2 separate regions of the Homo sapiens genome follow, and region 1 is linked to region 2. The links are chromatin loops, found by intact Hi-C in ENCODE. Cell type or tissue: ascending aorta. All regions are shown on one strand.

Region 1 (8,000 bases), 180 kb after region 2:
CTGGGTGACAGAGCAAGACTCTGTTTCAAGGAAGAAAAAAAAAATCAAAATCAAATTGAAACCTTAGCCTACAGGTTTAAAACCATACGCTTATAGATTTTTAAATAAAATTATAGCCATGTGGTTTCTTAATTTGGGATTTGTAGACCCTATGGAATCTATGTATTGGTTTTTATGGGGCATTCTGTGAATTTCCTGAGACTATATGAAACATTTTAGTCCAAGATATATCTTTTTCTCATGACCTGAGAGAGATTGGGAAGCACAGTCTTAGGTAATTTTGAATAAAACTGTAAGTTAACTTGCTGGCTAAAATAAATTAAATAAATAAATTTAACAAGTAATACAAGTTGATGTAGTTCCTTCTTTTCCTGTTATTATTTCTTAGTAATAGTGTCAAATGAAAACCTTGAAGAGTCCCAAATTGTATATTGTCTATTTGTCTTTTGTTACCTAACTCATTTGAGGTGGCCTTCCTGTATTTTGCCCCTTTCTTCTTTTATCTGCTACTTTCATCTGATAATTTTTCTAGTTGGTGGTAAGACAGCTTTTGGACAATTTCTGTATTGATATTCCTTAAATTCTACCCAGATGTAGAGAATAAAATATGAATACTATTTTCTCCTTCCTCCTTCAGAGCAGTGTGTCTTTCCCTGCCCTCAAAACTTCCCTTGATACTGTATTGAATAGAGAAAGGGATAAGCAATGACTGGTGAGCAGATTTAAGACTTTTTTCTATGGTACTTTATTTGGCCTCTAAATACTGAATGTTGTTTTTAAACTTTGCGTACAGCTTTAAAGCTGATGAAATGATTTATATTGCCTCTCCTTTGTACAGAGGAATTTATTGAGAAATAACATTGGCTCAAACTTCCTTTTCAGCTTTTAAAGAGATCAAAATGACCCCAATAAATTACTTCTAAATTTTAAGTCATTAAGAAAATTATTAATTAAATATTTAATATATGTGGCTGGCTCAGTAGTTATAGGTTAGATTTATGGTGTAGTATAACTGTCTTGCTTATGTTCTTTCTGTTTGTGGACTTTATACCACATATATAATCAATATGTATAGTGAAATATTTTACATGACATCTGCATATTTGTAGATGTTTATAACTGCATTTTGGCTTTGGTTTTTTTTTTCTGGCTCATGAAATGCACACCATGGCTTAGAGGCAAAATAAAATCTTTAATTTTATTTTGTTGGGATGTGCTTGGTGACTTACTATTTATAGGACTTTCTGGTTAAAATTGGAGACTATCTACAGTCCTAAGTGTTAGTATCAGAACCTGTTGTGCTCCTTATTTGCAGATAATTATTACTATGATCTTGTCCATATTCTCAGATTTTTGGGGCTTTGGATTTTCTTTGTTTATATCTCCTTTATTCATGTGATGATATTAGCCTGGTTTCTGCAGTGACTGTTATGGAATGAGCATGTTACTAGGAGTCACAATACTTGGATCTTAGAATCTTAGTTCTTCCAAATCACTTTTCTTGTTTGTCAGATGAGATGATAGTACTTTCCTTGCAAGATAATTCTAAAGCCCCAGATATACAGTAGTTGATTATTTAATCAGTGAGTCAGTGAGTCAGTGACCCTTTCTCCCTAAAAAAATTAAGTTTTCTATAATTGAATTTAATCTAAGTATATTTTTTCATTAATTAACAGCTTTTAAAAAGGGTTTTCTCAAGTCATCTGCCTATTGCAAGCCTCTTAACTATATTTTAACCAGCAAGTTATTAAAGTTCTAAAACTACATTCAGTGGTAAATATTTTGTCTTGTGAGGAATATAAAACTATTAAAGCTAAGCCATTTAGTTTTTCAAATGAGGAAGCTGAAGCATAGATGTCATAAGTGACTCATTTCAGGTTCTACAGCCAGAGCTGGTTCTCCTCATATGTGATCCTTCTCTCTGATGGAACAGGAATCCAGATAGAAGATTGACAAGAGCATCAACTGAACATTACAAACAGTGTTGCTTCTTTTATGGCTACTTTCCTAATGAAGTTCTCAGGTGTGGATAAATCTAATGCTTATACATATACTCTGTTTCCCAGATAAATACAATATAGTGATACAATCTTAGCAGCACCACCATAGATAAGAATACCACTTTTACTGGTGATGGTTGCCTCTGATTTTTTTTCCTCCTTCCCTGGGTTCATTTGTCCCTGATGCTCTAATTAGAGTGTTATAATTTAGGTAACTAAATTTAAATAATTTAGAACAGAAAGCAAGGTTCTGCTTTATCTCCTGTATTAACACTCAAAATGAATATTGGGTAAATTTCTACATTGAGATGTGTATTAGGGTTCTCCAGAGGGACAGAACTTATAGGATATTTATGTATATGAAAGGGAGTTTATTAGGGAGAACTGGCTTACCTGATTACAAGGTGAAGTCCCAGGATAGACCATCTGCAAGCTGGGGAAGAAAGAATCCAGTAGTGGCTCAGTCTGAGTCCGAAAGCCTCAAAACCAGGGAAGCTGACAGTGCACCCTTCAGTCTGTGGCCAAAGGCCCAAGAGCCCCCAGCAAACCAATGGTGTAAGTGCAGGAATCCAAAGGCTGAAGAACCTGAAGTATGATGTCCAAGGGCAGGAGGAGCAGGAGGAAGCATCCAGTATAGGAAAGGGAAAAGCCAGAAGACCCAGCAAACAAAGTTATCCCACCTTCTTCCCCCTGCTTTGTCTTTGCTGTGCTGGCAGCCAGTTGGATAGCACCTACCCACATTGAGGGTGGGTCTTCCTCTCCTAATCCACTGACTCAAATGTCAGTCTCCTCTGGCAGCACCCTCACAGACACACCCAGAAGAGCAAGGAAAAGAGAGTGGCTGAAGCTTTGTCAATTACACACTTCCTCTGACATGGTAGACGGGATGAAGCGTTTTCACTACTCATGTTTGTTGAAGGTTTTTTTGTTTGTTTGTTTTTTTGGTTTTAGTTTTTTTCAAAAAGGTTTTAATCTGTGAAAGTATTTGCGTTCATAAAACTGGAACCTTTCCTATTTATGGAGCTACTTATTTAGACAGTTGGGATTTTTCGTATGAGTGTGTGATTTGGTTATATCCTCAATAAAATTGGCAGTAGTGATAAAAACTAATATATGTATAAAGCACTTAGTATATGTACTATATGTCTAGCACCGTGCTCTAGATATCTGTGTTTAATCATAACTGTGATAATATTTCTCTATATTAAAAATAATTATGAAATGCTAACGCATATATCAATCACACCCTACTTTGTAAGAGATGATATCTCTAGGAGATAATTATAAAATTGGTTTTTCTTTTGGTTATTATTTATCACAGAAAAAATTGAAAAGCCTGAGTTGTTTTTGATACATTACAATAAATAACCAAAGTATGAGACAAGTTGTGGATTACAGAGAACTCTGAATATTTGGGAAACGCTAAATATGTGTCGGTGAGCTATAACCTTAAGATGTGACTGGATTAGACATCTTCACCACTTATTCCATCTCTTTATGAAGCTCCTTATGTTTTCCCCTTGTATATAATAGGTTCCAGGTTTGATAACCATAGGGACACTGTGAAGACTGAAATCATGTGTGTCCTATCACTTTTAAGGTAGCTCTCTCTTTAATTTCACAAGACAGGCTTGAAAACCAGAAGTAACCCAACTCCAAAATTGGCAGTAAATCCTTTGACAGGGAAAAGGTGACGTACTGTGTAATAAATTCCTTTGTTGAAAAAGAGATGTTGCAATACTGGAAACTGAAGTACCAAATGTTTCCTTTTAAATTTGGAAAGGCCCTTTCTTATTAGTTATCTATCCCTGTGGACTTCTAAGAGGGGATGTGTTGAAAGATTTTTCAGATGCCCACTAGCCACAGTGAGAGTGAATGGCAGCATTTATAAGATGACATAAATACTTCAAAATCATCAGTAATCCTTGGAGACGTGTGGTGTGCCAGGGGTACTGAATGTGAGCTTTTGTTGCTGTCGAGCCTGTGCTTTTGTAGGAGGCTGCCTAGGAATGTGGGTTGTGTCTCTGCTGTGAATGCAACTTCACTTTTTCCCCTCTGGGGCTCTTTGTATTAGAATTGAGGTGGGAGTGGTTTAGAAGACAAAAAGTCTGCACAGATAAGAAAGATCTGTGAGATTATGAGTTATATTTTAAAATCCTAATCTTATTTTGAGGTCCTGTGGAGCAATTATATTATTGTCCTCAACCATTAGAACACTACATTAATAACTGGACACATAAAGGTCTTTTAATTTTCATTTTGTAATAATGGGGCTCATCCCACCACTGCTGCTACTACTACATTAGATGAAGACAAAAAAGATTGAAAATAATCTAGAAATGCAATGAAGATATATCTTACATGTTAGCCAAGAATTGGTAAATTTTGATGTTTCTCTATTCTTATTGCAAAAGCTTTTCAGTTTGTTACTTTTACCTTTTGGAACTAAAACTTAATTTGACAATATGATTTTGTTGGGCTGTCACAATCCCTATATTTAATTATCTTGTTTTAAAGGCTGCATCTATCACTGGAGCTGAAGTTAAAAACAATTATAAATGTGTGATGAAGGTCAGGCAACATAAAACACCCATGGCATCTGTTCATGTTCACTCTGATCAACTCGTGTACTCAAGATACAGGGAAGTGAAGTGAATGGGGCCAAATCCCATCATGGGAAACTTTGCTTTCCCCTTTACTAACTTGCCTTAAGAGAAAGTATTGTGAACGCAGGAGTGTAATCTTAAGTCGGGCAATAAACCTGTTGGAGAATAAAAATAGGTTTTATTTTAGATACTGGGGAAAATAAAAGGAATAAATAAGAAAAGTCAAGCATGATCCACAGTCTCTAGATAATCAAGTTAAAATGTTTCCTGCCAGGCTAAGAGAAATCTTTACCATACTATTTGTTTTGTTTTGATAATGATAGGTTTACCTAGGTGGTCATTTTTACCCTATGTAAAGGCTTAGCTTGATTTGAAGCAGTAGCCTTCATTTAGAATTACAAGGCAAAGGATAAACTTTTAAATTCTATTTTAGGCTCTCTCAGTGATGATTGTTAAGCTAGCTGAGAATCACTTTAATAGAAGGAACATACAGAGAATAGGATGAGAGGCAGCAAAGTAGTAGAAAATTTTTCTTAAGATGGTTATTTTCATCATAGTAGTATTTATTAAGTGCTTACTCTATGGTCAACTCCATGCTAAATGCTTTATGTGATTTTTCTCATTTTGTCCTCAAAACAACCCTGTGAGGTAGTTGGTATCCCATTCCCCATTTTACAGCTATGGAAACTGAGCCCTAAATAACCCAAAGTCACCCTGCTGGATTCAAACATGAGTCTCACTGCAGAACAGATACTAACCCTTACCCTATAGGCCTTAAGGTAGGGGTGTGTGTGTAAGAGGGTGGGAGGGGTGAGGGAGGGAAGGAGGAGAGAAAATGAGAATGAATGAATAGAGTAAATAAAATGTGCAAGCTGTCCTCTTCTTAAAAAAGACCCTGCTTCTTGACACAGAAATATCAGATTTCTCCTATGGGTAAAGTTACAGAAGCTTTTTGTAATGTAAGCTAATGTATCCACTAGAGAAATAATGGCATTGTTGGAAGGATTTAGATGACAGGAAAATAAAGATACTTTATTAATTAACTCTTCTAGTTTCCTTGGGGTTTTGCCAACTTTTTCTGGATTCCAGACAAATTCAAAAACAGATGATTTAAAGGTGGCTTCACTGAAGTGGTGTCACATGATTGAGGGAAGTGGTCATTCTTTAGATGGATAAAAGGTGGTTTTAAAATATGCAGGACTCCATTTTTCAGACAATATGAAGTATTAAAGTATTTTTTTTTTATTCAAATGAACTAAAACGAAATTCTGTAGTTGGAAGTAATTAAATATATCCTGGGTTTCCCCCCTAAAAAAGTCAGTTAAAATAAATATTCTCAGATCAAATGATCTTTTTCGTGTATTGCTGCTAATGGCATCTGATAAATATGTGTATATGAGCTTATCAGAAATTATGTTTGAATCAACACAGAGTTGCATGTTTGAATTGGAAAAAGTAGCTAGAAGTCGTCTTCTTTCAGTGTAAAGTTTTCTGAGCCATTTTCAATCACCAGCAAAGAGCCACGTATATAGTTTAAGAATGCATTTGGTCCCATATATTCATTGACAGATGAATGAATAAAGAACATATGGTATATACATACATAGAGTATCCATTTGGGAATATGAAAAAGTTCTGGAGCTAGATGGTGCTGATGGTTGTACAACAGTGTGAATGTACTTAATGCCACTGAATTGCATACTTTAAAAATGGTTAAATGGTAATTTTATATTATTTATGATAGGAATGGATGTAGCCTTAAAAAAGAGAACTGAATTGCGTTGCTAAAGCGGCAGGTTTTTAAATTTAAACTTAAATTAGAAAACCTCGTGTAACAGATGCCTGGGAAGAGACTGGGTCTAGTCGGGCTACCTAGCAGTACCCTTTGGTTTTCAGGTCTGTCCTTTCCCTCCTGCCGTCCTCAGCAGATGGTGTTTTCTTTCTTTTTTCTTTTCTTTTCTCTTTTTTTTTAATTTTTCCCACTCAGTGGCCATGGATGGTCCTTGATGCTCATGCATGTCACCCCTCAGTCATGCTGCTGTGCCTCAGGCTTAGCTATGCAAGTGCAGGCATGGAAAGTTGGATTTAGTCAGATATGGCAGAGACATTCAACTTAATGCTCTCTGAAGATCCATATATTCCCCTATATTTCACAGGCCCCTTGTAGTTGCCTAAGAATGTGTAGCTCTTTCTGGCCAGGGACCGGAATGGTAATGATATTTGTCACTTTCAGGCTAAGGTGGTAAAACAGCCTTCTGGAACAGCAGGGTGGCCTCGTTCTTGTGGAGGGGAAGTATGTGATTCAGGTAGTGCATTTACAGGTGATGGAGTCTCCATCTGCCTAGGTTTGTTCCTTTCACCTAGGTTTGAGTGAGTGTGTGAAGCAGATCTTCAGGTGATGCAGGTATGACCTATAACATTAGTGAGAATTATATTTTAAGTCACTGAGATTTGGACGTTGTTTTTGCAGCCCAGTATAGCTATTCTGACTGTTACTCCAGGGTGGGCTTTTGCCAGGCATGTTTGATGAAGTGAGAGCAGCAGGGAGGTTTTTGGGAGTAAGGGGATGGATGTAAGTTGATGAAGCATGGAATTTTAGTTAGTTAAGAATAGAGGTGAGGACCTGAGTGGGGTGAGGAATAGTTAAAAGGCAGCAGAATTAATGGATGGCAGTTTTTGGTGAGATGGAGGGAATGTTGGAGTTGGAGTGCTCAAGGGAGGGAGCTGGAAAGATAGGAATGAGATGATTCCAATTGATGTGACTGAGGAGTTCACGTTACTGCTGAAATGGGTGTGAGTTTATCAGGTAGTGTGGATAACTGGAGGAGAGGATATCAGAATAGCAAAAGCCAAGATATCGGGAGAATCATCTAGATAAATATTAAATTCAGCAAGAATGATGACAAGGAGTAGTGTTGGGCAGAGTAAAAGTGAGCTGGGAGTTAAAATCTCTGAGAAATGAATTTGTCGTTACATGTCTGAAACGGTCTCTATTCACCCTCACTCTAGTAGAATGGTAGTTTAACTGATTCCAGGTTGGCAGTGTTTTTTTCTGTTTGCTTGTTTTTTTTGCCATAGCATCTTTAAGATATTAGTCTTGCGGCTTCTTTTGTTGCTTGGAGATATTTAGTTATCAGTTTAATTTAAAAATTTTTGAATTTTTTTGTAGGTGAATTTTTTTCCTTTTCTTTTTGGTGAGTTTTTAATATTTTCTTGTTGCCTTTGGTCCAGAGCTTCAAACTGTTACAATTAAGGATGGATTTCTATTTTTATTCCTCTTTTTTGGAACTCTGTGGATCTTCAGTTTAATAACTTAAATTCTAGAAAATTCTTATTCCTTATGCAAATATTAGTGCTTTCTTCTTTCTTTCCTCTCTTTCAAAATGCCTATTAA
Region 2 (8,000 bases):
GAATGGCTCATTAGGGGTCACTCTTGGAGACAGCTGCTACAATCACATCATGTGAGACCCAGGGTGTTCAGTCTAGGCCAAACTTGCCCAAAATGTGTCTGCAGAACACTAGCCTCACAAAATGTTCATGAAAGAAAAAGTATTGCAATGTCAATAAATTTAGAGAATACTATATACTATAAACAATTTTAGAGTATCACTGCTGTCCATTAAACAATAGGGACTTAGAGAAGTCTGCACTAGAATAACTAATTGTTTCATCTGGAGTCTTAATCTAGGTTATTCTAGAAAGCACAGCCCGAGATAAGGGTTTGTGTGAAAGTAGTTTTGTTTGGAGACAGGGTCTCGCTCTGCCACCCACGCTGCAGTGCAGTGGCACAATCACAGCTCACTGCAGCCTCGACCTCCCTGGCTCAAGAGATCCTCCCACCTCAGCCCACACCCCCAAGTAGCTGGGACTGCAGGAACATGCCACCACACCCAGCTCATTCTTTAATTCTTTAGATAGTGTCTTACTATGTTGCCCAGGCTGGTCTCAAACTCCTGTGCTCAAGTTCTCCCACTTTGGCCTCCTAAAGTGCTGGGATTACAGATATGGCCTGATCTGGTTTTTGTTTTTGTTTTTTTGAGATAGGGTCTGACTGTCACCCAGGCTGGAGTGCAGTAGCAAGATCTCATTTTGCTGCAATCTCTGCCGCCTGGGCTCAAGTGATCCTCCCACCTCAGCCTCACAAGTAGCTAAGACTATAGGCGTGCACCACCACACCAGGCTAATTTTTGTATTTTGGTAGAGACAGGGTTTCACCATGTTGCCCAGGCTGGTCTCAAATTCCTGGACTCAAGTGATCCATGTGCCTTGATGTCTCAAAGTGCTGGGATTACAGGTGTGAGCCACCATGCCTGGCCCTATATTTATTTATTTATTTAAAGACAGAGTCTTATTCTGTTGCCTAGGCTGTAGTCCAGTGGCACAATCTTGGCTCACTGCAATCTCCACCTCCCAGGTTCAAGCAATTGTCCTGCCTCAGCCTCCCTAGTAGCTGGGATTACAGGCGTGTGCCACCACGCCCAGCTAATTATTGTATTTTTAGTAGAGACAGGGCTTCACCAAGTTGGACCAGGCTGGTCTTGAACTCCTGACCTCAGGTGATCTGCCCACCTCGGCCTCCCAAAGTGCTGGAATTACAGGCATGAGCCACTGTGCCCGGATGTTTTGTTTTTAAAGTGATCCTGAGGAGCAGGAACAGCAGAAAAGAGAAAGAAAAAATAAGCCAATCCAAGGGTGTGCTATTGAGTCAATAACCACTGTAGGGCTCTACATGGATAGTGCTCCATGGAGGAGCTGTGTAGAAGGCACCTCAGAATTTCTACCTGAGAGAAATTTTCTTTCTTTTCCTTCCTTCCTTCCTTCCTTCCTTTCTCTCTCTCTGTCTCTTTCTTCCTTTCTCTTTCTCTTTTTTTCTTTCTTTCTTTCTTTCTCTTTCTTTCTTTCCTTCCTTCCTTCCTTCCTTCCTTCCTTCCTTCCTTCCTTCCTTCCTTCCTTCCTTCCTTCCTTCTTTCTTTCTCTTTCTTTCTTTCTTTCTTTCTTTCTTTCTTTCTTTCTTTCTTTCTTTCTTTCTTTCTTTCTTTCTTTCTTTCTCCTTCCTTCCTTCTGTCTTTCTCTCTCTGTCTTCCTTTCTTTTCTTTTTCTTTTTTTTTTTTTCCGAGATGGAATTTTGCTCTTGTCGCCCAGGCTGGAGTGCAGTGGTGCGGTCTTTGCTCACTGCAACCTCCACCTCCCAGGTTCAAGCAATTCTCCTGCCTCAGCCTCCTGAGTAGCTGGGATTACAGGTGCCCACCACCACACACCTGGCTAATGTTTTGTATTTTTAGTAGAGATGGGGTTCCGCCATGTTGGTCAGGCTGGTCTCAAATGCCTGACCTCAGGTGATTTGCCTGCCTTGGCCCCCAAAGTGCTGGGGTTACAGGCATGAGCCACCGACTGCACCCAGATGAGAAATTGTTTTCATTGGCTCCATCCCACATTTATCAAAGCTTTCCCCTTAGATGTTACCTCTTTCACGTGTCCAGGATTGTACATGCATTAGAAGCACTCAACAGACTCCTGAAGGCATCCCAGCCTGCAGTGACAAAGAAGCCCTGAGGCAGAAAACAGGAGGAGCATAGTATGGCTGAGATGAGGTCCATGGCTAGTTGCCACAGCAATGGCTGGAGTAAAACTATGGGCTGAGGAGATGTGGCCTGAGGCACAGGTATGTTTGATGGGAGGTAACATTTCTCAAACTTGTCTGCTTGAGGACCCATATTTCAAATGGGGCCTATCATTATTCCATGTTGCACAGAACACACTTGTGGGTGCATAGGTCTAAATGCCCACCAAAGACAGTGTTATACTAAAGCAATACAGACCACCTTCTCCCAGTTTTCATGCCTAATTTCTTCCAGACTGTGTTCTTTCTGACCTTCCTGCTGAGTCCATCTTAGCATTGAGCATCCATTGGAACACATGGGCACAGAATCTCCTGCCCCATATATACACTTCTCTGCAATTCCACCACTAAGGATTCTAGCCTGTGGGGACATAGTTAATTGTCTACATATGTATTAGTCCATTTTCATGCTGCTGATAAAGACATACCGGAGACTGGGCAATTTACAAAAGAGAAAGGTTTAATGGACTTATAGTTCCACATGGCTGGGGAGGCCTCACAATCATGGTGGAAGGTGAAAGGCATATCTCACATGGCAGCAGACAAGAGGAGAGAGCTTGTGCAGGGAAACTCCCTTTTTTAAAACCATTAGATCTCAGCCGGGCACGGTGGCTCACACCTGTAATCCCAGCACTTTGGGAGGCCGGGGTGGGCAGATCACAAGGTCAGGAGATTGAGACCATCCTGGCTAACATGGTGAAAGCCCATCTCTACTAAAAATACAAAAAATTAGCCGGGCGTGGTGGCGGGTGCCTGTAGTCCCAGCTACTCGGGAGGCTGAGGCAGGAGAATGATGTGAACCCAGGAGGCAGAGCTTGCAGTGAGCCGAGATCGCACCACTGAACTCCAGCCTGGGTGACAGAGCGAGACTCCATCTCAAAAAATAAAAAAAAAAAACAAAACCATTAGATGTCATGAGACTTATTCACTATCATGAGAGCAACATGGGAAAGACTCACCCCCATGATTTAATTACCTCTCACTGGGTCTCTCTCACAACATGTGGGAATTCAAGATGAGATTTGCGTGGGGACACAGCCAAACCATATCAATATAGCATCCATTTCTCCTTTTCGCTTCCTAACAGCACCCCATATGTGATTTGGGTGACAGTGGTTCTATTCTTGGCTCAGGAGAGCAGGTGGTTTAAGGCAATTACTGCATTTCATCTGGGGGCCCTAGTGACTGGGTTATGATGTTCTGGATGTGGATGAGAGGGCATGTTACCCCAGTTTTATTGATAACCACCTTGTGACCATATAGAAAGCCATCCCTGAGGTGAAGCCAACACTGTGGCAGGTAAAGTTAAGGTTGAAAGACTTAGGGGGACCTGGGTCAACATTTGCCTGAAGTTCAACTTACCGCCAGATTTCTCAGTTATGTATGCCAATAAATCTTCTTTGTGGCTTAAGCCATTTGAGTTCATTTTTCTGGGTTTTTTTTTTTGTAATTGATTGCACACTACTTGATTGCTTTGAAAAGGATAACTACATTTCAGACTCATATAGGCCTCAAAAGATCAGTGGCATGAGGCCTCATTTTTCAGTATGTTCCTAAACTATAGAAGAAATAAGTATTTATTTGGCATAATTTCACTATTTTTCCCCTGAGCATACATTTTCTCACAAGTGTAGAACCTCAATACCCTTCCAGAAATCTGGTCAGAGGTGTGTGAGAGGTCATTTTCTAAGAAGAGATATCTCAAACTGAAAGATAGTCTACAAAATAACTGGCCCGAAATAACTGACTTTTAGAAGTGCCAAGGTCATGAAAAATGAAGGATTGAGTAATAGCCCTAAATTAAAGCGTCTAAAGAGACATAACAACTGAATGCAACACGTGATACTCAATGGGATCTGGGACCAGAAAAGGGAGATTAGCAGGACAACTAGTGAAATTGGAATAAAGTTTATCACTTAGGTAATAGTAATGAATCAATTAATGTTAATTTTCTGATTTTGGTAACTGATTAACTAGTTACATAAGTTGTTAACTTTGGGGGAGCTTGGTGAAGGCTGTACGAGCATCTTGGTACTATTTTTGTGATTTTTTGAGAGTTGGAAATTCAATTGAAAAATAAAGTACAGGGTTAGAGCGGCCCTTTTTTAATGCATTGATTAGAATTTCCACTGCTATGATATCTTACAAATACAGAGAGAATGTGGGTCTCTAAGACTTCTCTGGCAATCCATTCATTAGCAAGACTCAGAATTCACAGGTCTGCCCTGGAAGACACTAAGCTGAAGGCAAATCTATATTTTTCATGCCTTATTAAGGAGATCTGACTTGGTCTTGGAAGAATGCAAAAAATGTTTTGTTATGGGAGTAAGACATATGTCAATCCAGAAAATTTTTTAAGAGCAGGCAATTTTTCAAATAAGACTTTTAGTCTCAGATTAGAGAGGAAAAGGATTTGGCAGAGAAACGCTGAGGAGACTCATCTGAGTGGGTTGTTTTGGCAGCCATGAGTGAGTTGTAAGCCAGCATTTAGAATGGGTGAGTCTGGAAAGTAGATTTGGTGGAAAAAGAGGATGATTCATTCACCAATAATAATAGTAATAAATACTGCTGACAAGGTACTTTTAATTAGCAAATGGAAAATAAGCTCAAGACACATACACCAAGTCCCTTAGAAGTGAGGTCAGAACAAATTCTCTTCAAAAAATGGGAACATTTGTAGTAGCTCCTGTTCCTGGAATTTATTGACAGGTTTTTTTTTTTTTTGCAATGTGGGAGATATGTTCTCCTCTCTTTCAGAGGAAATCCAATTGCTTCCCCATTGAGTTAATATGAAGATTATTCTGGAATGTATCAAAAGAGCACTGCACAGTATATTTCTTTCTTTCTCCAAGTACAAAGAAGTATCCGAAGTTTTATTTTTCAGAATCATTAGCTGATTCATATTCTGTAATCGGAAAAAGAGGCCAGAACAAAATTCTGGGAAGTGAGCTCAATCAAAACCCTTAATTTGGAAACTTGTTTGGAGAATTTCCTGCCCCAGAAAGAGCCATTGCCTGGGGTGGAGGGGATGTCACTCTCAGGACACTGGGGGAGAAGGGTTAAAGTTCTGTCCATAAAACCTTGAATTTCTTAATCAGAAGTGAGGCATCCTATCTTCCATAGGATCATTTCTGATTACCTTTTTCTACCTTCTAACAACAAATTCCCTAAAATTTCCTCTTCTATTCCTTTTGTTATCTCCCTTTTTTCTTTGTCATCTTCAGCCTTCTTTGATCCCATCTGTAGAGTTTCATTTTGTATGATTCTAAGGAATAAGATGTTGGGAAAAGAAAGAAAAGAAAAGAAGAAAGAAGAAGGAGGAAGAGGAGGAGAAGGAAGAAAGGAAAGAAGGAAGGAAGGAAAGAGACAGCAGACAATAAGCATTAAAAGTCTTCCTTCCCTTGAGGCTTTGTAGATCCTCCAACTCCAGCTTCAGGTCCCATCCAGAGTTTGGTATAACCACAAAAAATCATTATCATTTGATCATTCTCCTGTGAGCCAATGCTGATTTCCAACCTGTTTCCACCCATTGGTCCTTCTTTTATACCCTGGAGGACCTGGGGCTGATTGGATTATTGTTTCTGATTCTTCACTGTTTAAAATAGAATTTTTTGCCAAGTAACTTTCCAATGCCTCTCAGCAAAATATAGGCAGGAACTTCTGCTTTAAGGTCTGACATGTTAGGATCTTAGAAGTCACCACTCTGTCCCAACAGCAAGTAAAAAGCTGAACAGAATGAAAAATCAATAACTCTTCATAGATATATCAGAAAAGTGAGGTCACAGGGCAAGCAGCTGCCCCCAGAACTGAGGAGATAGATAGGCAGATACGGAGAATCACAATTTACAGGGGCAGAAAACTTAGCTGGCACCAGTACTAGGATGGGAAAATCTGAACTGTAATTGATGAATTGCTGGAGGCTCAGTGTGGACAACTCTGAGATTCCAGGGTCCCCCGGAGTTTAACAGGGTGGGGGACTCACAGTTTTGTGAGGGGGCGGGGGACCCATGGTTTTGTGAGTTTTATCTACTGAGTCTCTACAAGGTGTGAATCTTAGAGAAAAAACCCCTTGTGCTTCTGGCAGGTGGAGGAGAATAGAAACCATTTTAAAATACACCAGAGAATTCTGTTCTTTCTAAACAGGCCTGCTCTCAAAATAAATGATTTTATTAGAGTTCAACCTTCTGGGGCTTCATCAGAGCCTAATCTACCTGAGACAGGGGAAATACCCAGCTTCAGCTAGCTCCAGCCATCCTGTCCCACCTAAGGGGGGAGGGGTCCTGAGAAGCACTGTTGAAGTTCACAGTCTGGGGCACAGGCTCACCACAAGACTGAGACCTAATCAAAGGATATAGAGCTTCCCCTCCCCCAACAACTCATCACATTAGTAAAGTTCCATTTATTGCAGTTCTTCTTAACCAGTGCATCATATTTACCTTTCAACAAAAAATTACAAGACATACTAAAAAACAAAAACACAGTTTGAAGAGACTGAATATCAGAACCAGAATCTGATATGGCAGAATTTTAGAATTATCAGACTGGGAATTGTTAAAACACTGATGAATATGCTAAGGGCTCTAATGGAAAAAGTAGACAACATACAAGAACAGATGGATAATGTAAGCAGAAAGATGAAAATTCTAAGAAAGAATAAAAAAAACTTCTAGGCCAGGCGAGGTGGCTCATGCCTGTAATTCCAGCACTTTGGGAGGCTGAGGCAGGTGGATCACCTGAGGTCAGGGGTTCGAGACCAGCCTGGCTAACATGGTGAAACCCCATTTCCACTAAAAACACAAAAAATTAGCTGGATGTGGTGGCACATGCCTGTAATCCTAGCTACTCAGGAGGCTGAGGCAGGAGAATCGCTTGAACCCGGGAGACAGAGGTTGCAGTGAGCCAAGAGATTGTTCCATTGCACTCCAGCTTGGGCAACAAGAGTGAAACCCCAAACTCTTGAAAAGAACTTCTACATATCAAAAGCACTAAAACAGAAATGAAGAATACCTTTGATGGGCTCATTAGTAGACTGGACGTGGCTGAGGTAATAATCTGTAACATTGAGAATATCTGAGTAGAAACCTCCAAAACTAAAAAGCAAACAGAAAAAAGACTGGAAAACAAACAAACAAACAAACAAACAAACACAGAACAGAATATCTGAGAACTGTGGGGCTACTACAAGTGATGCAACATACATGTAATGGGAATACCAGAAGAAGAAAAAAGAAAAAGGAATAGACACAATATTTGAAGCAATAATCACTGAGAATTTTCCTAAACTTACGCCAGACACCAAACCACAGATTGAGGGATCTCAGAGAACACCTAGCAGGATAAAAGCCCCTCCCATCCCCCCCCCAAAAAAAAGAAAGAAAAAGAAAACAAAAACCAAGAAAACCCCTATACCTAGGAATATCATATTCAAACTTTAGAAAATCAAATATACAGGAAAAATCTTGAAAGATGCCAGAGGAAAAAACACATTTTACCCACAAAGAAGCAAAGATAAGAATTACATCTGACGTCTAAGAAACCATACAAACCAGAAGAGTAGAATAAAACATTAAAACTGCTGAGAAAAGAAACACCAACCTAAAATTCTGTACTCTGAAATTATCCTTCAAAAGTGAAGGAGAAATAGAGTGTCTTAGAAAAACAAAAATTGAGAGAACTTGTTGCTAATAGCTCAGCCTTGCAAGAAATACTAAAATAAGCTGTTTAAGCTGGGCGCGGTGACTCACGCCTATGTTCCCAGCACTTCGGGAGGCCAAGGCAGGCAGATCACCT

What was found. Peaks named below come from ENCODE experiments on the same cell type or tissue, not always from the same donor. Only the 100,000 strongest peaks of a DNase experiment are listed, where the experiment ranks them.
Region 1: a loop joins it to region 2, with 3 times the contacts of the local background. A loop is called at or near these places in 1 of 110 quality-filtered maps.

What each region holds. Positions count from the first base shown.
Region 1 is chr20:13,488,099-13,496,098 of GRCh38, reverse strand. All of the region lies in intron 10 of TASP1 (taspase 1), which reads left to right. Among named protein-coding and RNA genes, the nearest start is that of TASP1, 150 kb to the left of the region's middle. In ascending aorta, a CTCF peak has its summit at 3,903; a DNase peak (open chromatin) is centred at 3,948; H3K27ac peaks cover 4,575 bases.
Region 2 is chr20:13,668,863-13,676,862 of GRCh38, reverse strand. No RefSeq gene overlaps it. Among named protein-coding and RNA genes, the nearest start is that of TASP1, 34 kb to the right of the region's middle. In ascending aorta, no CTCF peak of the experiment used is centred here; DNase peaks (open chromatin) are centred at 4,672 and 7,961; H3K27ac peaks cover 5,371 bases.